2 separate regions of the Homo sapiens genome follow, and region 1 is linked to region 2. A link is an interaction called in ENCODE POLR2A ChIA-PET data of the cell type or tissue named here. Cell type or tissue: PC-9. All regions are shown on one strand. Links, peaks and the distances in the headings refer to the core of each region. The heading gives the core; the rest is flanking DNA.

Region 1 (10,724 bases), core at 2,279-7,278, 120 kb before region 2:
TTAGATGAAGTCTTGCTCTGTCATCCAGGCTGGAGTGCAGTGGTGTGATCTTGGCTCACTGCAACCTCAGCCTCCCAGGTTTAAGCGATTCTCCTGCTTCAGCCTCCAGAGTAGCTGGGACTACAGGCTTGCACCACCATGCCCAGCTAATTTTTGTATTTTTAGTAGAGACGGAGTTTTGCCATGTTGGCCAGGGTGGTCTTGAACTCCTGACCTCAGGTGATCCGCCCGCCTCGGCCTCCCAAAGTGCTGGGATTACAGGCATAAGCCACCATGCCCGGCTGTCCTGCAGCTTGTTAAGATTCGTTTTTATTTTTAATTTTTAATTTTTTAAGTTTTAAAATATTTTTTCTTTTAAAAAATAAGAGAAAAGGTCTCACTATGTTGTCCAGGCTGGTCTCAAATTCCTGGGCTCAAGCGATCTGCCCACCTTGGCCTCCCAAAGTGCTGGGATTATAGGCATGAGCCGCTGTGCCCAGCTGGTTGTTGAGGTTTGATTCATTTTCCTTTTTCTCTCTACACTGCGTTTTGGATAGTTTATATTGCTATATCTTCAAGTTCACAGTTAATCCCACCCAGTCTAATTTTTTTATATCGGATATTATATTTTTAATCTCTAGAAGTTCCATTTATATCTTTTTATATTGTGTTTCTCTCATTATGTTTATGTTTTCTTTTACATTTTTTTTTCTTTTTGACACAAGGGCTTACTCTGTTACCCAGGCTGGGAGTAGTGGTGTGTTCAGGGCTCACTACAGCCTCAACCTCCTGGGCTCAACTGATCCTCCCCACTCAGTCTCCCAAGTAGCTGGGACTACAGGCACATGTCACTGTGCCCAGCTAATTTAAAAATTTTTGGTAGAAATGGAGTCTCATTAAGTTGCCCAGGCTAGTCTCAAACTCCTGGGCTCAAGCATTCCTCCCACCTTGACCTCCAAAAGTGCTGAGATTACAGGCATAAGCCACCGTGTCTGGCCGCCTTTTACATTCTTAAGAATATTTATAATATTTATGTTAGCTGTCTTAAGGTTCTTGTCTGCTAATTCCATCTTCTTATAGTTTTGAGATTTATACTGATTGATTTTCCTTTTGATTATGGGTTATATTTTTCTACTTCTTTGCATATTTGGTAATTATTTTCTTGTATGCCAGACTCCATGAGTTTTACATCATTAGGTGTTGATATTGTGGTATTTCTTTAGAGTGTTGACATTATTCTGGCATGTGGTTAAAATTACTTGATGTTGCTGGGCATGGTGGCTCATGCCTGTAATCCCAGCATTTTGGGAGGCTGAGGCAGGTGGATCACGAGGTCAGAAGTTCGAGACCAGCCTGGCCAACATGGTGAAACCCTGTCTCTACTAAAAATACAAAAATTAGCGTGGCATGGTGGTGCACATCTGTAATCTCAGTCACTAGGGAGGCTGAGGCAGGAGACTCGCTTGAACCCGGAGGCAGAGGTTGCAGTGAGCCAAGACATGCCACTGCACTCCAACCGGGGTGACAGAGTGAGACTCTGGTTCAAAAAAAAAAATTACTTGGGGTTAGTTTCAAACTTTCAGGGCTTACTAACCAAAGCATGATCCTTCTGGCTAGTAGTAACACAAACTACTCACAGCCCTGTGTGAGCTCCAGAAATTGTTTAGTTTACTACATTCTGGTGGTCCTTTACCCGGCTTCATGGTGATTCACTGGATGTATACATAAGTTACTTCTCAGCCAAAGACTCAAAAAGATTCCTCTGCAGATTTCTGGTGTTCTCTGTCTTTGTAAACTGGCCAATCCCAGGGCTCACCTCATTTGTTCTCTTTCTCTCAGAGATCATAGTTATATGTTGCCTGTTGTCCAATGTCTGAAAGCCACTGTTTCATATATTTTATCCAGTTTTCTAATTTTCCAGAAAGAGAATTATTGTAAGTTAATTTTTGACAGGTGAAAATGTTAAGTCTGTTGACAGATTTTTCATGACTTCTTCAATTTAATTAACAGTAATAGGATTTGGGGGACTTTCAATTTCTTCTTGAGCCAGATGTAGTAAGTTACTTTCCTAGAAATTGGTCTTTTTCTTCAAGTTTTTAAATGCTGTTGATAGAATTATCTTATTAACTTTTAAACCTCTGTCTTATTTATAGCTGTGCCCCTAGTTTCGTTTGTATCTGCTGAAGTGTATATATCTGTCCACTGCTACAGGGGGGAATATAATAATACTCTGTCTCTCTTCCATTCTCCAAATCCCACAGAAGTACCTCTCATTTATGGCATCTAGCATGGAAAATGGTTAGCAAAAGATACTAAGAAATGCTCTTAGTATCTAACTCTTGGGGGATCACAGAAGAGAGATCCTGCGTTGCTAGTGGATAGTCCGGTGCAGTTCACTGCCTCAGGTGCTCAGCATCCATACATAGCCTTTTACCCACATTTATTTTCAAACAATGAGAATGACAGCATAATGCTTTCACCTCAGTTCTGTGACTATCTCTCATGCAAATGAAGATGCCCTCACTATCTTCCTTGGAAGGGGAGACCCAAAGTCCTACCAGTCATTTCTCTTCTCTTTATGATGGTCCTTCTTTTTCCTTTTCAGTCACAATCTTCCTTTGGTATCCTGTAACCTAAAAACTAAATTATGAGGTTAGCTACCATCAACTCACCCTAAATGAAAGAGTAGAGGACAGAGAAGGGGAAGAAAGTCTATATATTAGTTGTACATATATAAAACAAACCAAGGGAAAAATATGTTTAGCTACTAAAATCTCTTTTTTTTTTTTGAGATGGACTCCTGCTCTTGTCACCCAGACTGGAGTGCAATAGCACAATCTCAGCTCAGCTCACTGCAACCTCTGCCTCCTGGGTTCAAGCAATTCTCCTGCCTCAGCTTCCTGAGTAGCTGGGATTACAGGGGCCTGCCACCACGCCCGGCTGATTTTTGTATTTTTAGTAGAGACGGGGTTTTGCCATGTTGGCCAGGGTGGTCTCGAACTCCTGACCTCGTGATCCGCCTGCCTTGGGCTCCCAAAGTGCTGGGATTATAGGCATGAGCCACTTTGCCTGGCCAAAATCTCATTTCTTAATTGGTGATGAGGCAGTAGTTGGTGTTAATAATTTCCTTCTTCCCCTATCCATTTCACATTCCCTATTCCCTCAGTCAGCCCTTCAACTAATTGGTTTTTATCTTACAGCATGACTTACACCTTCACTCTTAAGTTTGTGAACTATTAATGGTTCTGATTAAACTGTGTTGCTATAGTCTTCCTTTACTTTTTGATATGGGACATTGAAGTATTAATAGGCATCATATCCAGAATGAGTCAAGTCCACTGAGGAATTGCTGCCTCCTTCCTCCATTAGGGGGCCGTGAAATCAACCTGCCATCAGGTGACTGTCTGGTGCTGCTGAGAAAGCGTGCCATACTAGGGACTCATCGTTGACCTTTGCTATAGGTAGATTCAGCAATCACCAATGGGAGTAGCCAGATCAGCCTTGGTGAGAAATCCCTATGGCAGAGCCGATGCATAACTTCTAACCCTGCTACATGGCCACATTATTTATGAGTCCATTGAGCAAGCCCTGGGGTAGCTGGGGAAATAGGTTGAAAGGCATTCAACCTCCTGCCAGTGCTTCCCATTGGCTAAACCCAAGCAGAAGCGAGAGGGCAAGGCAGCCTAGTGACACAGTCCACACAGGTCAGAGCAAGATGGAGAACAAGGGAGAAAGGATCTGGAGAAAGACACAAAAGTTACACAGTGTACTCTCTGTTGTGGTGCCTCAAGTAAGATTTCTGCTCACCAGACCTAGACTTTTTTTCAGTTAGGACTTTGTAGGCGCTCATTGTTTCAATTCTGGGGAGACCATGAGCAATTAGGCAATGACAAGGATGCCTGCAGCTCAAACCATTGATTACCAAACAGGCCTTGTGTCCCATTTCCATAACCATAACCATACTGTCTGGCATTTATATGCTGCCAGTGGCAGAGGCTAAATGCATATAAATGAGATTCCATTATTCCCACTGAGATCAAGGAGCCTAGATTAATGTCTGGCATCTATAGTGTGTGCTCAATAAATACTTGTTTATTGCATAAACACTTTGTGAGGTAGATATTATTATCTGCTTTCTGTGTATTTTGTTGGAGTCAATTGGCTAACCTTTCTGGCTATTTTTTATCAGTTTCCCTCTTCCAGATCTCGGCATGATTCCCTAAAGCTTAATACCACAGTCAAATCTATTACTTCCAAGCTCAGAAAGCTTAGTTGTTGGATGGGCTAAGCCTCGACTCACGGAAACAGCAGCATCTGCAGTGTTCTTCATTGCCTTCATTTCAGAAGTTGTGTTCTTAACAGCAAGGAGTGTGAATGCTTTTTACATCTTTGACGAGATCAGAACTCAGAGCATGTGAAATGGAGGAAGGGAAACACAAGACTGAGGGAGTCCAGAGATTTGGGTTCTAGCCTGGTTCTATCTTTTGTGCATTGTGTTAGTTTCCTAGGGCGGCTGTAACAAATTGCCATAAACATGTAGCTTAAGACAAAAGAAATTTGTTCTCTCATCGTTCTGGAAGCTAGAAGTCTGATATCAAGGTGTTGGTAGAGTCACACTCTCTCCAAATATTCCCTCCTTTTTGACTCTTTCAGCTTCTGGTGGCTCCAGGCATTCCTTGCCTTGTGGCTTACCTAATTCCATCTCTACTTCCATCTTCACATCACTTTTTCTCTTCTGCGTCTCTGTGTGTTCAATATCCCTCTGCCTTTCTCTTACAAGAACACCTGCCATTGGATGTAGTTTGCCCTAAATCAAGGATAATCTTATCATGAACCCTTAGCTTAATTATATCTGCTAAGACGCTTTTTCCAAATAAGATAATGTTTAAAGTTCCAGGGATTAGAACTTGGACATCTCTTTTAGGGGGACATTATTCAACCCACTACAGGCACATCAAATCACATCCTTCTCTGGACCTCAGTTTCCCCATCTGTAAATTAAAAGGGTTGGATTGGATGAATCTCTAAACATTTTATAGTTCTCTTAATCTTTACTTCATGTAATCAAGGTCATATAAATAATGTCACCCTAAACAATGTGGCTACAAGAGACAACCAACAACTGACCACTGAAAAATTCTTCACAGCATAGCACCACAACATAGGCAAGAGGTTCTTCTTTTGTGTTGTGTTTGTAAACCTGGCCCCAGCCTTTGCTCCATGCTCAAGAAGGTGAAATCGGCTCTAACTATCAAGCATCTCATTTCTGCTTCAACAGCTCACAGTCACATGCCCAAAAACAAGGAGGGATTTCTGATTCTTTAACAGGCTTCTGCAACCTCTGTCCTTGCACATATTGCCAGTGTCATCTTCTATTACCTTTAGCTTGCTGCCCTGTGGCTCAGAAAGCCACAAGGCAGATTTCGTGACTCTTAGAAAATAATAAAAAAAAGTATTGAAATGCTTTCTTTAAATATAAACCACAGTCATAAGTTATTCAGATATATATGAATAGCTATTTTTGGCAGAGGAAACCCCAGCAATTTTCAATGGGCTCTAAAGAAAAAGCCATTGAGACTACGCTGAGTGATTTGGGGGCCTGCCTTCCTGAAAATCACCAAGGTGATAAAGGTGGAGCCACTAGACAACAGAGCCATCTTGTAATTCTACAGAACATACGGTGACCCTAAAACATTTCCAAAGGCTTAACATTTTAATGAGGCAGAAGGTTAAGATTGGATAATACACTGAACACAAATCTGATAACACTTCATAACAATTTCAAAGAAAGACCCTTTGTTTCCAGTGGTCTCTTTGTAGCCCCCTCTCCTAAGCAGTTGGTTATATACCAGTTCGGAAAGGACAGTAATCTTTGTGATTAACGTCCAGCACCATGGCTACCCCAAGGCACAACACTGATATAGGTACCTTTGTCAATCAACAGAGTTCTCCAGCCTCTTTTGTCTGCTCACTCCCCCCACCCCCACCCTCTTCTGCCCAACCATTTCTAATAGGGCACCCTCCTGTGACCACTTCTTTCTGCGACTCTCCCCACCCTGGCCCCAGCTCACACATACATAACTAATCAGGTGTCATATCCCTGGGGCCTTGCTCCTTAAATTCCAAGATAACCAGTTAATAATTTAAGGTTTTATCTTAACTGCTTTACAATTGATTATTAACCTTTGCCAAGGCTTGTGCTGTATCAGCATCAAGTATTTCATTGTCGTTTTCTATCTTCTGGAAGATACGAAAAGAAAAAACTGTCAAGTCAGCCATTCTGGTTTGTTGATCTCAGCTTCACAGTCCACGGGTTGAGGTCAACTCTGGTCCCTAAACTTTCCTACCTGGGGTTTGTGAATCTTCTTTCCCCTCATTAAATATAATCTCTTTATCTAAATCTCCTCAGAGGGAGCCAGCTAACCTGCTAATTTGTAGAAGGGTGTTAAAAAATATTATCCTTCCACCCCAAAATAACATGATCATTTTAATGGAGCTCCCTCAAGCTAACCTCCTTTATGATGAGACCCTGAGACCAAGACAGGTCACAAAAGAAGATTGTCTGCTGCTTCCAGGGCCCCATGGTGTACCTGGATCTTCCAAGTATTCTTGTCACACAGAATCTGTCTCATTTGTGATACAATATCCAAATCATGGCAAAGGAGCAATGGCATACGGAAAAAAGCAGTGTTGTGTACATTTCTGTAGAATAAAAGATATATAATAGGAAGAAATGTGGTGTGAGTACGAGTGGGCCTAGAGGTGTATCCGTTCAGTTGAACCCTCCATATATAAATGTTGAGGCATTAGAGAGTAGGCAGATGACTTAGTCGGCTTGGGCTGCTGTAACAAGATACCACAGACCTGGTGAGTTAAATAACAGACATTTGTTTTCTCACAGTTCTGGACGCTGGAAGTCCGAGATAAAGGGTCCAACCAGTTCAGTTTCTGGTGAGGGCTCTCATCTTGGCTTGCAGACTGTCACCTTCTCCCTGTGTCCTCAAAGGGCAGAGGGCGCTAGAGTGAGCAAGCTCTCTGGTGTTTCTTCTTATAAGGAGACTAATCCTATCTGATTAGGGTTCTATCCTATGACCTCATGTAACATTAATTACTTTCTTACTCCAAATAAAGTCACACAGGGGGTTAGGACTTCAACATATGAATTTTTTGGGAGAAAGGGGCACATATCAGTCCACAGCAGCAGGGAAGGCTTAATCTAGACCTCTTGCTCTGTGGCCCAGAAAGGTACATCATGCCTTCCAATTGGTGGAGCCAGTAATCTACTGTTCTGGGACCTGGGTTGGAGGTTTATAAGTTAGGCTTATAAATCACTGCTAGGGGCCGGGTGCGGTGTCTCACATCTGTAATCTCAGCACTTTGGGAGGCTGAGGCGTGCTGATCATGAGGTCAGGAGTTCGAGATCAGCCTGACCAACATGGTGAAACCTCATCTCTACTAAAAATACAAAAATTAGCCGGGCATGGTGGTGTGCGCCTGTAATCCCAGCTACTCAGGAGGCTGAGGCAGGAGAATCTCTTGAACCTGGGAGGTGGAGGTTGCAGTGAGCTAAGATCATACCACTGCACTCCAGCCTGGCGACAGAGCAAGACTCCATCTCAAAAAAAAAAAAAAAAAAAAAAAATCACTGGTAGGGGCAGAGAGGGAGCCCCTGGGAACATGGTACAGTGTTTAGTGTTAGCTTCACACATTCTACAGCCTAGGGCCCATGCAGGTGTCGATGAAAAGAGTGAAACTCTGTAAAATATTTGAAGATATTTATTCTGAGCCAAAAATGGAGACCATGGCCCATGACACAACCCTCAGGAGGTCCTGAGAACATGTGCTCAAGGTGGTCGGGTACAGGTTGGTTTTATATATTTTAGGGAGGCATGAGACATCAATCAAATACATTTCAGAATACAATGGTTTGGTTCAGAAAGGCAGTACAACTCAAGGGGGGTGGCTTCCAGGCTATAGGTAAATTTAAACACTTTCTGGTTGATAATTGGTTGAGTTTATCTGAAGACCTGGGATCAATGGAAACGATTTTTCAGGTTAACATAAAGAATTGTGGAGACCAAGTTTCATTGCACAGAAGAATACGTCAGATAGCAGACTTCAGAGAGACAGAGAGAGTATCTTGTAAAATGTTTCTTATCAGACCTAAAAGGGCACCTGGCTCTTAGCTGATTATCTCCTGGATCTGGAAAGAAAGGAAGAAAAACAAAGGGGAAAGGGGATCTCCATAGGATGTGTATTTTTCCCACAGGAGACCTTGTAGGGCAATTTCAAGGTATGGCAAGGAAATACATTTTGGGGTTAAATATCTTTTCCTTGTTTCATAATGTTATGCCAGAGTCAGACTGAGAAGTAAGTCACAATATATAGGGTCAAATAAAACCCATCTGATGATATTTTATGGTTTGTAGGGCATGACTCCCTAGACCCCTTAGGTAGGAATTTGGGCAAGATAAAAAATCAGGGCTTAGTCCTCACAGGCCTGAATTTTTTTTTTTTTTGAGACAGGGTCTCACTGCATTGCCCAGGCTGGAGCGCAGTGGCACAATCACAGCTCACTCCAGCCTCAAACTCCCAGACTCAAGTGATCCTCTCACCTCAGCTTCCAAGTAGCTGGGACCACAGATGTGCACCACCATGCCCTGTTTTTAAAATTTTTGGTAGAGACAGGGTCTCCCTATGTTGCCCAAGCTGGTCTTGAACTTCTGGCCTCGAGCAATCCTCCTGCCTTGGCCTCCCAAAGTGCTGGGATTATAGGCATGAGCCACCATGCTAGGCCAGGCCTGAAATCTTTCAGCGCATGAAGACCCTTTGCTCAGAAGTTCTGTCTAACTCACTGTGGCCCATTGGCCCACAGTCTGGGCCAACAGAGGGTGCAGTTTTAGAGTCCTGAGGATGACTTGCCGGCCTCCAAAATTTATTTATTTTACACATTTTAAGAAGTCAGGAAACAATTCTAAACAAGATGCTCTATTTCCCTTCACTTGCTCACTGATTCTTAAAAGTTCTTTAACACAGGGGTCCCCAAATCCCAGGCCATGGACCAGTACTGGTTAGGAACTGGCCACACAGCAGGTGGTGAGTGGCAGGCGAGTGAGTGAAGCTACATCTGTATTTACAGCCACTCCTTTTCGCTTGCTTTACCGCCTGAGCTGAGCCTCTGGTCAGATCAGCAGCAGCATTAGATTTTCTCAGGAGCATGAACCCTATTGTGAACCGCACATGAGAGGGATCTAGATCGCGTGCTCCTCATGAGAATCTGATGCCTGATGATCTGTCACTGTCTCCCATCACCCCTAGATGGGATTGTTTAGTTGCAGGAAAACAAGCTCACGGCTCCCCAGTGATTCCACATTATGGTGAATTGTGTAATTATTTCATTATATATGACAATGTAATAATAGAAATAAAGTGCACAATAAATATAATGTGCTTGAATCATCCCAAAACCATGGAAAAAATTGTCTTCCACAAAACCAATCCCTGGTGCCAAAAAGGGTGGGGACTGCTGCTTTTAACAGAGTACAGGACCCACATGGGCTACTTTCTGGGTTTTTTTTTGTTTGTTTTTCTTGTTTTTTTTTTTTTTTTGTTTTTTAAATGGAGGAGTCTTGCTCTGTTGCCCAGTCTGGAGTGCAGTGGCACGATCTCTGCTCACTGCAACCTCCGCCTCCCAGGTTCAAGCAATTCTCCTATCTCAGCCTCCTGAGTAGCTGAGACTATAGGTGCACACCACTATGCCCGGCTAATTTTTGTATTTTTAGTAGAGACGGGATTTCACCACGTTGGCCAGGCTGGTCTCGAACTCCTGACCTCAGGAGATTCGCCTGCCTTGGCCTCCCAAAGTACTGGGATTACAGGTGAGAGCCACTGCATCTGGCCCTGACGTGGGCTACTTTCTGACTTTGGTTTACAGTGAGGCAGCCGATTCAATTCTTATTTTTTTATTTTTTGGTGCTCCAGGTGAGGCTTGAATTAGATTTCTTAAGGATAGGTTTTGATCAGGCTGGAGGGAGGAAAACTGGAGGAGAGAGCCAAGGGAAAAGAGGTGGGGATTTGGCTCTGAAGACGCTCTCTGCTGGCTTCCTATTCATCTGTGTGCTGTTCTCCCTCAGGACAGAGCCTGCCTCTATCACGGCCCCACCTTCCCATGCCCCCATTTCACCAGGTTGGGCACCATTCCCTCCTTCACTCTGGACAGTGATTTCTCATGGAAAGGATTGGGTTGGAACTGCTTGCTGAGGTGGAGGGGAAAAGAGTGAAGCAAGGAGGTGACTGTACTATTGCATTCTATCTTCTCGCAGGCCGCCTTCCAGTTTTTAATGCCACAGTCAGCAGATCTGCCACTTGGAAAGGTTCTTGAGAACTCAGCCTGTGGACTGAATCATGGGCGGATTTGGTAACTTCAAAGCTGGTGCCAGCCTGGCGGCCCTTCCCTGCTATTAGAGTTATCTTATTTCAGGAGAACTTCGAATTACAATACACTTATCTTCATTGCAGCACTGTTAATGGAAGACATTTTCAGGAACTGGAACAGCCTCTTGAGATGTGACTTTGGGACTGACTCAGTCCCACAGTTGCAATGCTTCTATCAGTGTCCTCTGGGGTTTTAGGAGTGCCTGGGGCAAGTCTAGAACCTACCTACTTTATTGTGACCCTAATTGAGAAAATACCTAACTGTCTGGATTCACATCTAAGATTTCTACTCAACAGCAGTTGGGCAAGTT
Region 2 (10,724 bases), core at 3,394-8,393:
CTTTTTAAAATTTATTTATTTATTTTTTGAGACAGAGTCTCGCTCCGTCGCCCAGGCTGGAGTGCAGTGGCGCGATCTCAGCTCACTGCAAGCTCCGCCTCCCGGGTTCACGCCATTCTCCTGCCTTAGACTCCGAGTAGCTGGGACTACAGGCGCCCGCCACCACGCCCGGCTAAATTTTTTTTTGTATTTTTAGTAGAGACGGGGTTTCACCGTGTTAGCCAGGATGGTCTCGATCTCCTGACCTCGTGATCCGCCCGCCTCGGCCTCCCAAAGTGCTGGGATTACAGGCGTGAGCCACCGCGCCCGGCCGCTAATTTTTTTTTATTAGTTAACCTCAGATATTTTCATAAACACGTTTCAGAGTCCCCCAGACTCTGTTCTGGATGAATATAGAAACTTTTTTGATAAGTTTCTTGTAAGAAATTTCCACAATGGCAGAAATTCATCCCTACTGTTCAGTTCACCTGAGGCCGGTGATCCACTACCTGATTTTCCAAATTCAGGTTCCACACTCAAATAACTTGCTCCTTCTATCTCTGGGGTTGTTTCATGAGCAGAGCAGCCAGTGTTCTTCAATCTGTGGTTGCCCACATCCTGACCCTGATAATCTTTCTTGTTAGCAGACAGAGATGCCTCTACTGACCTGTGCATACATTGCAGACTGATACTCTCTGAAATCAACCCATGATGGCTGGTGACTTTGCTATCATTGCAGGAAGTGTGATGGGTGCTTTGTGTATTTTGTGATAAGAACGACTTGTTAAGCTTTGAGTGAAAGCCAGAGCCTCAGACACCGTTCCACTGAGAAAACTTGAGACTTCTAATATAACATATCAGGCATGTGATATGGTTATTTACCTGTCTTTTCCAGAGTATTGAATCTGGAACATGTATGTAGGAATTTCCTTACCAGTTTTAGTTTTAACAAGCACTTTTTTTTTTTTTTTTTTTTTTAGAGGTAGGGTCTTACTTTGTTGTCCAGGCTGGAGTGCAGCATTGTAATCATGGCTCACTGCAGCCTCAAATTCCTGGGCTCAGGTGATCCTTCCACTTCAGCCTCCCAAGTAGCTAGGACTGCAGGCATATGTCACCACATCTGGCTTTTTTCTTTTCTTTTCTTTTCTTGTAGAGACTTGATATGTTACCTCGGCTGGTCTCTAACTCCTGGCCTCAAGCATTCCTTCAGCTTCTGCTTCCCCAAGTATTGGGATTACAGGTATGAGCCATTGTGCCCAGCCTTAATAAGCACTTTGACCCTTTGGGGAAGACCAAGGTAAAAGCATGAGAACCCCAGGAGAATTTCCTATTGAATTTCTAGAAATAAGTACCCTAATTATGGTGTAATTTTCATCTAATCTAATTTATCCCTGGGAACGTTGCCTGAGTATGACCAGCTATTCTTAAGGAAGCCTGACTTTCTAGTGCAGTGTATTCCAGAAGCCACCATCATAAGGATGTTAGAGAACCCCTTCAGTATCCTTGGCCCGCCATTCAGTCCGAATTTTAGGGGGAGGCTGGGGAGTGCTAGTCTGTCCGCAAGCTTGAGGTTGGCTCAGGGATCTCTTAAACCTTCAGAGTAGACCCAGAGGATTGGCCTTTGGTTAAGAGGTTCTGTTTGGTCTTGTGTTAGCTATTAAAGAGAATTCCAGGGTGACAGTATATCGGGTACTCTAGGTTACCCGAGCATTTTTTTCCTTTAAAGAATTCCAGAGCATTCAGTTTGACTCAGAATATTTGGAGCTTAATTAAAGCAAAAGCAGACCTTTCCTGGGGTAGCCGTGGGCTAGAATAGTTTACCCCATCTCCACCTCTGTCATCCTGCAGTCTCCTGAAGATTCACTGAGGTTCAATGTGGGTTACCCAAGGACTTATGTACGTTCCAAGGATGACGAAAGATGCAGAGCCAGCTGTAGCAGTGCTTATCTTTAATGCCACTAGTTAAATTTTACGCACGCCGTGGCTCATGCCTGTCATCCCAGCACTTTGGGAAGCCAAGGTGGGTGGATCACCTGAGGTCAGGAGTTCAAGACTAGTCTGGCTAACGTGGTGAAACCCCGTCTCTACTAAAAATACAAAAAATTAGCCGGGCACGGTGGCACTCGCCTGTAATCCCAGCTACTGGGGAGGCTGAGGCAGGAGTATTGCTTGAACCTGGGAGGCAGGGGTTGCAGTGAGCCCAGATCGCGCCATTGCACTCCAGCCTGGGCAACAAGAGTGAAACTGTATCTCAAAAAAAAAAAAAAAAAATTTTTACTCTACCCAAATAAACAGAATAAACAAGCATCACTGTGCACCATTTGTGAGGTCAATATTCCCATTGCCTAAAATAAAACTTCACTCTTGCTTGATATGCTGATACTAGGAGGGATATGACAAGGCTCAGATATACTGGTAGGGGATACTTCAAGAAAACGTATTGAAATAATGTCTTTTAAATTTTATAAAATAAAATAAAGCTTGTCCATTTTTTTCTGTTCTTATATTTATTGAGCTCAATCCCAGTTTATTTTCAGAAGTCATCTCAGACATAGTAGTGGGTGCCAGAGCATTCCCACCAACCAGGAATTCCATGTATATATGGATGTATTTATCTCCTCCCTTACCCACTGTACCTTAGAACCAACCAAGAATTTCAGCATAATAAACCGATCTTTATCACACTGTCCTTGTAGATTGACTTCAGCCTTTAAACTGACTGTACTTTGAGCCCTTACCTTATCAAAACGGATTTACCTAGAAGTGGAAGAGTCCAAATTAAGGATAAAAAGTCAGCCAATGGTAAAGGAATATAGTAGCTTCCACATCCCACTTCACATTTGCATCCCATTATAATAAAATGGTTCTTTTTTGACACAGCCCCTCTGACATTTTGACGTATTCTTCTTTGGGTAGAGTCCTCTCTTTCTATTATTCCTAGAATAATCTTCATTTTTGTCAGATAATGGGCCCTGAATTTTACTACATTTTTTTTTTTTTTGAGACGGAGTCTCACTCTGTCGCCCAGGCTGGAGTGCAGTGGCACGATCTCGGCTTACTGCAAGCTCCGCCTCCTGGGTTCAGGCCATTCTCCTGCCTGAGCCTCCCGAGTAGCTGGGACTACAGGTGCCTGCAATTACTCCCAGCTAATTTTTTTGTAATTTTAGTAGAGACAGGGTTTCACCACATTAGCCAGGATGGTCTCGATCTCCTGACCTTGTGATCCACCCGCCTCGGCCTCCCAAAGTGCTAGGATTACAGCGTGAGCCACCGCGCTCAGCAATTCTACTACTTTTTCCCAACTTTAATGTATAGGGTATTGCAGGGTTTTCTAGCTGAGTTGTTTGTAAGCCCATTGACTCTTAACAGTTTTCAGAAAATGTGCAATAAAAATAATTTCTAACACTAACAATAGCAAGGCACAGAATCTCCTCGAAGCTGCAACCAATGCAGCATCAATCCTGTCCTCCAGCAGCTGAGATACTGGGGACTGAATTTCTCTGAATAAGCTTGTCATCCATCAGCATCTGTCTCATTATAAGAATAAACATCTCTCTGGAGTAGAAGAATGGGCAGGAAATGAATAACAGTACTCTTCTATAAGTAGTCTACCTGCAGAAGCATACAAAGGTGCATCTATACCAGCCTGTGTTAAGAGTAAAATATGGAAGAGAACAACATAATCCCCTCCAATGTGGCATAGAAGCCACACAGGATTGTTTCGATGTGAAGACAGATCTCAGGGTTTCTTTCTGCCTTGATATTTCTGAAGCCTATGTTGTTAAAATTAGCTTTCTTAGTCTCTTTTTCACTATTGCTATTGTCTCATTAAAGTAGCTTGTTTGTAAGAGTCTTGCAGAGTCCACAAAAAGCCTAAAATTGCTGTAGCACAAATAAATATAGAAGTTATAGTAAAATCTAGAAAACTACCTAGTGTATTGTAATTTCTTAAGCTGTAAGTAATTATTAGTAACGAAGGATTTATGGGATTCGAGAAGATGGAATCTCACAAATGCCAAACCAACTGTTTGATTTCACAGACAAGATTGATGGCAACTGGGAAGTTAAACTTTAATTATAGTGAGTAATTTTATTCTTCCGTATTTTAGCAAAGCTTCTATAAAAAGGCTTACTAATTTGAATTTTAATTCTTTTCCTTGTTTCAGGCCTGCTGAAGGTGATAATGAGCGCCAAAATTTTCACAAGTAAGTAGAGGGCAAAGAGAAAGAAAAAAGGAAATTGCCACAGCCCTGATAGCCAGCTCTTTAGAACTGATAATACATTCCTTTCCTAGTCAATCCATTCCTTCCCAGAGAATTGGGGATTCTATTGGCTTCAAAAGCATCACATGATAATTTTCAAATTTATAGGGTAAGAAAAGATCAGTTTCCCTAGACTGCCAATAAAGGACAGAGTTGCTATTCTTATCTCTGGTCGTTTCCCATCCCTTGATCTGTGTTTTTCTTAAGTATTTTGCATACAATTAAGATGATAGAGAGGCTTTGGGTGAGAAGAACAAAACTTCTCACTTATATTTTCTCTTTTTCAGGTAAGAACAGAAGTCATCACAACCTTTGTTCTCTGTAGATTCGCCAATCTGTACTCCATTGGGATCATGTTAGAAGACCTCGGTGAATACATGACCAAACTCCCTACTTCTCTTTTCTCCTTTTAAACCTCTGTAGGAATACAAACAATTTTAGAAATGAGAATATTTAGTTATGGAAAAAGTGAAGACCTTGGTGGGAAGTTTGTTTCTATAGAATGAAAAGCATGAATTCTAAATTTATAAAAATTAGTAGGAACCGGAGCTGGACGCAGTGGCTCACGCCTGTAATCCCAGCACTTTGGGAAGCTGAGGTGGGTGGATCACATGAGGTCGGGAGCTCGAGACCAGCCTGACCAACATGGAGAAACCCCATCTCTACTTAAAATACAAAATTAGCTGGGCGTGGTGGCATATGCCTGTAATACCAGCTACTTGGGAGGCTGAGGCAGGAGAATGGCTTGAACCCAGGAGGCAGAGGTTGTGGTGAGCAAGATCACATCCGTGCACTCCACCCTGGGCAACGAGAACAAAACTCCGTCTCAAAAAAAAAAAAAAAATTAGTAGGAACCAGGGAAATAGAAATAGGAACAGTGTGAATTCCCTATAAACTTCGTAATCAGATGAGTATAGGATTTGTAATGGAAAGGTGGAACAAAAGGATGTTTCTTAAGAATACATGTTATTCTTCATTGAAAGTTTTTGTTTGTTTGTTTTTTGGTTTTTGGTTTTTGTTCTGAGACAGGGTCTCGCTCTGTTACCCAGGCTGGAGTGCAGTGGTGCAATCTCAGCTCACTGCAACCTCCACATCCTGGGTTCAAGCAATTCTCCCACCTCAGCCTCCTTAGTAGCTGGGACTACAGGCATGTGCCACCAAGCCCAGCTAACATTTTTGTATTTTTAGTAGAGAGGGGTTTCACCATGTTGGCCAGACTGGTCTCAAACTCCTGACCTCAGGTGACCTGCCTGCCTCTGCCTCACAAAGTGCTGGGATTACAGGGGTGAACCACTGCACCCAGCCGATTGAAAGTTTTAAGTTATGTACCCTTTAAGTTAAGGAAGATTGACAATCAGAAGACAAACAAGTAAGGAAGAGATAGGAGTTAGATGTTCGGAAGGAATACAACAGGTTTGGACTTTTGCTATCTCATGATAGGTTTTGGCTTAGATTTGCAAAGCTAGCATTCCAAAAGTTGTTTCATTTCCACCTAGGTATTACTTAATCTACCACTAGATGCCATTCTCACAGATAATGGTTAACTGGGTCAAAGATTGGCATGCTTTTGATTTTCTTTTTCAAATAATATTCTGCTAAAGAAGCTAAACATAATTAATTCCTAGAATTATCTCTAAATTGAATTATACACATTAGAAGTGCTTTCAAAGAATATATACTTGGTTATAATTAATTACATCCTATACTTATTCTCAAATACTATAATCATTGCTTATTCTACTGTTATCCTGCTTACTTCATTTTATCTAAAAATTATTTTAGATGGAGTCTTGCTCTGTCTCCCAGGCTGGAGTGCAGTGGTGCAATCCCGGCTCACTGCAACCTCCACCTCCCAGGTTCAAGTGGTTCTCTTACCTCAGGCTCGCGAGTAGCTGGGATTACAGGTGCATGCTACCATGCCCAGCTAATTTTTGTATTTTTAGTAGAGATGGGGTTTTGCCATATTGGCCAGACTGGTTTCAAACTCCTGACCTCAGATGACTCACCCGCCTAAGCCTCCCAAAGTGCTGAGATTACAGGCGTGAGCCACTGTGCCTGGCCCATTTTATCCAAATCTTAAGGAGAGGAAAATTTTCAAATTTACCAAGGACTATTCATGAATTTGGTCTTCTAAGGGCCCAAGCCAGAGTTCTGGGATCTTCACCAGCTTTGTCAGGTATCAAAACCTCTCATTTCTTTCACTGAGGCTTTAACAGTGCTAGGCTGGTATCTGCTAAGCTTGAATAAGCTTTAGGGAACCTTCTCAGTGCACCTGATTATGTCCTTGAGTCTCAGAGATTTTTTGCTTCCTGAGCTGAAGAAGAAATAGAGGAACACTCCTTCTTGACTACCTTGATGTTTAATTTTATGTGTCAACTTGGCTAGGCTAAGGTGCATGGTTGTTTGGTCAAACACCAGTCTAGATGTTGCTGTGAAGGTATTTTTAAAATAAATCAGTAGACTTTGAATGAAGCAGATCATCCTCCATAATGTGAGCAGATCTCATCCAATCCACTGAAGGCCTTAGGAGAAAAGACTGAGGTTTCCTGAAGAAGAAATTCTCTTAAGACTGCAACATAGAAACCCTGCCAGAGTTGCTGGGCACAGTGGCGCAGGCCTGTAATCCCAGCACTTTGGGAGGCCAAGGTGGGTGGATCACCTGAGGTCAGGAGTTTGAGACCAGCCTGGCCAACATGGTGAAACCCCATCTGTATTAAAAATAAAAAATTATCCAGGCGTGGTGGCAGGCCCCTGTAATCCCAGCTACTCGGGAGACTGAGGCAGGAGAATTGCTTGAATTAGGGTGGTGGAGGTTGCAGTGAGCCAAGATCATGCCACTGCACTCCAGCCTGGGTGACAGAGTGAGACTCTGTCTCCCCCACCCCCACCAAAAAAAAAAAAAAAAAAAAAAAAATGAAACCCTGCCAGAGTTCCTAGCCTGCCCGGTCTGCCCAGTCTGCTCTATAGACTTTGGACTCAAGCCTGCAAGCCTCACCTCTTACCTGAATTTTCAGTCTGCTGACCTGCTCTGCAAATTTTAGACTTGCCAGCTCCCAGAATTACATGAGCCACTTCCTGAAAATCTCTCTCTCTCTCTCTCTCTCTCTCTCTCTCTCTCTCTCTCTATATATATATATATATATATATATGTATATACACACACACATACATGCAATGTGTAGGTAGATGCATAGATCTCCTATTGGTTCTGTTATTCTGGAGAACTGTGACTAATACAACTTTTCTAATAAGAAAGTTATTCCTCTATCTTTACTTTCCGCATTTTTTCTATTTGGGACTAGCATTTGTAATTTGCATCAAATACTTGTATTTATTTACAAGCATTACTTCATGAGCTCATGAAGCTCTGATATATTTCTATTGTGCTGCTTCTTATTTTTATTGGAGAACCTTATCATCCATTTATCTTCATAAAAAGAGAACATTTCAAAATTACATTCAATAGAAAGTAATGTTATAGCAGAAATACAAAGTGAAATCTCCATACTTTGTTAAAAATTTTTTTCAGATGGAACTCTTAAAAACATTTTAAGTCCTTGAGTGTATCTACTGGATAATATTCATTTCCTTTTTTTTTTTTTAAATATAGTTAACTATATTTAGTGGATTATGGGTGGAGAAGAAGGATATTTGAATATTTAAGACACAAAAGACAAGATTGATACCAAGACTGACAACACAGAACAAATGCCAATTTACAGGAGAGAAGGTAGAGATGTTAATAGTGATAAATTAAGAATCCTTTGGAACTTTTTCATAATAGGCTGGTAGTATATAGAATACATGACTACCTCAAGCTCCTTTCTCCTAATCTCTCTTGTTGCCTGTAGCTTCAAAAGTGTCCCACCGGGAGAGTGACTTTTCCAAGACTGTCATGGGTATCTTTCTCACTGGGGCTTGTGCTTCCCAATGCTTGTGTGGCAGGTAGGTGCTTCTTTGAGTCTTGGTGACAGAAACACATAGAAATATGATTTAGTCCTTTAAGGAATAAAAAGGAACCCATCCAGTTTTCAAGGGGGAAAAAAGTTCAAAACAATCAGAAACTTTTTTTTTTTTTTTTGTACCCAAAGCAAAACTTACTCAGGCTTTTTGGAGCGGGGAAAAAAAAAAAGAAAAGAAAAGTAGACAATATGCTTCTTATCTTTGAAGAAATTACGGATGGGTAGATGGGTTAATTTTAAAAAGGAGAAGACACATGCTACTATTTAAAGAAGCCCCAGAAAGACTTAAACTTGAAATCCGCGCTGTGGCAGCAGCTTTCCTCATTACCCTCATTCTTAGGCATCTTCTATGTCCCCAGAGGAATTGAAGTCAACTCTGTTTTTTTATTCAGTACAGTGTCCAGCAGCAACTATGACAACTATGTGTGCTGCAAAGAATTTTTCCAGAGGTGGGTGTCTCCAGGGCCACAGAGTTCCCTCTCAGTACTTTACAGGGGAAGTTATTCTCTACTCTACACTTGAAAGTAGAGAAGAAAAGAAACACGTGTGAAAGTATTTGGAAGTGCATAAGTGGTGTGTGTAAAGGGGAATGTCATGTTCAGCCTTGTGTTTTTCCTTCCTTCTTCCTACTGGAACCCGTTTGAGTCTTTGTTACCCAGTTAGTAGAAGCTGTAGATCTGAGTAGAAGTTTTCTTGTTTGTCAAAAGAGCATTACCACTAGTGGTTGAGAGGGTGCATTTCCAGAGAGAAAGAGGGGGCAGCAGCCCTTTTGCAACTTTTAAACAGCGATGAGAATTCTGGCCCTTTGTCTTTAAGCATTATATTAAGCAGACTTTGACGTTTTTGTTTGAGCATTTTACTCAACATTACTAACCCCTTTTCCTTCTCTGGTCCCTGGGAAAACATGGACTACCATGCAAAAGCTCCTACCAAATGCTGTGGCATCTTCAATCACAGTTCCTGCCCACCACAAGCAGGCCAAGTCCCTGAGCCACACACCTGAATTGATAAATCTTCTATAGAAGCATAGATTGGGCATCCTTTGCTTGTCTCCAGCTTCTCTGCATTGCACCGTTTTGCTACATACCATGAGAATGACTCAACCTCTTGCACGCTCAAGTACCTGACTTTGAGCAGTTACCTTTCCTAAGTGAAAAGTGAGCATCTGAAAAGAGATCACTTGCTTTAGAAATATATTAAAGATGCCTGTTGTGCGGTGGGGGGAGGGGGGAGGGATAGCATTAGGAGATATACCTAATGAAAATGACGAGTTAATGGGTGCAGCACACCAACATGGCACATGTATACATACATAACAAACCTGCACGTTGTGCACATGTACCCTAGAACTTAAAGTATAATGAAAAAAAAAAAAAAGAAATATATTAAAGATGGGTTTCCCTATAAAGAATGACTCCAAAACATGAGAGATGGTCCATCTGAATAAATCCTTAAGTGAAATAAAGACCATGATAGACATTACTGATGCTGGTATACTTTGGACAAATGAATCCGGGGAACAGAAGAAACAACATGGACCTGGGCGCAGAGGCTCACACCTGTAATCCCAGCACTTTGGGAGGCCGAAGCAGGTGGATCAGGAGTTCGAGGCCAGGAGTTCGAGATCAGCCTGGCCAACATGGTGAAACCTCGTCTCCACTAAAAATGCAAAAAATGAGCCGGGTGTGGTGGCGTGTGCCTGTAGTCTTGGCTGCTCAGGAGGCTGAGGCACAAGAATCGCTTGAACCCAGGAGGTGGAGGCTGCAGTGAGCCAAAATCATGCCACTGTACTCTAGCCTAGGGTGACAGAATGAGACTCTATGTCAATAAACAAACAAACAAAACAGAAGAAGAAACTACAAGGAGACTGGGAGTCTTTATTAGGAGAAAGGAAATTTAGTTTACCTGTAACTGGAAATAGAGCTTAGAATTGTATTTATGGGCTAAGACAGTGACATGTACCCAGGTATGGGAGAAACTTCAAAGCCTTGCTGACCTTTGGCCATACATACAAGCAGGTGTTCTCTCTTACAAAAGCCCCTTTCAAATCCTAGGCACATTTTAGTCACACAACTGCAAACTCAAAATTAATTTGCCTCAGTTCTAGTGGTGGTCAGGTCCAGTGGTCAGGTGGTGGGTGAAGACTGCAATTTTAAATAAAATGGTTAGGGAAGGACTTGCATTTAAGCAAAGACCTGAAGGAGGCAGGGAACAACTCATGGAGATAGCTGGGGACAAGGCTTCCAGAAGAAAAGTAAGAGCAAAGGTCTGACAGTGAAAGTTTGTCTAGGGTGTTCTGGGGCCAGCGAGGAGGCCTGTGAGGCTGGAGTGAAGTGAGGAAGGGAGGTGGAGGAGCTGGAGCTGGGGTGGCAGTGGGGCCCAGGTTGTGTGGAACTTCTGTAAGCACACAGGCTTCCCCTGAGTGAGTTGGGAGGGAGAGGAGTGACATGACTTGACTTTTGTTTTAACGGGATCATTCTAGCTGCTGATGAGAACAGACTAAAAGGGAACAAGGATAGAA

What was found. Peaks named below come from ENCODE experiments on the same cell type or tissue, not always from the same donor. Only the 100,000 strongest peaks of a DNase experiment are listed, where the experiment ranks them.
Region 1: POLR2A ChIA-PET joins it to region 2 with 5 read pairs; 3 of 35 experiments call an interaction of 5 or more read pairs at or near these places.

The regions. Positions count from the first base shown.
Region 1 is chr15:45,218,768-45,229,491 of GRCh38, forward strand. No RefSeq gene overlaps it. Among named protein-coding and RNA genes, the nearest start is that of TRH-GTG1-9, 23 kb to the left of the region's middle. In PC-9, for the core only: no CTCF peak of the experiment used is centred there; no DNase peak of the experiment used is centred there.
Region 2 is chr15:45,337,944-45,348,667 of GRCh38, forward strand. LOC124903482 (a long non-coding RNA gene) reads left to right here. Exons shown (of 3, transcript XR_007064609.1): 2 at 4,146-4,184; 3 at 4,529-4,828. Among named protein-coding and RNA genes, the nearest start is that of GATM, 35 kb to the right of the region's middle. In PC-9, for the core only: no CTCF peak of the experiment used is centred there; DNase peaks (open chromatin) are centred at 5,718 and 7,248; H3K27ac peaks cover 2,229 bases.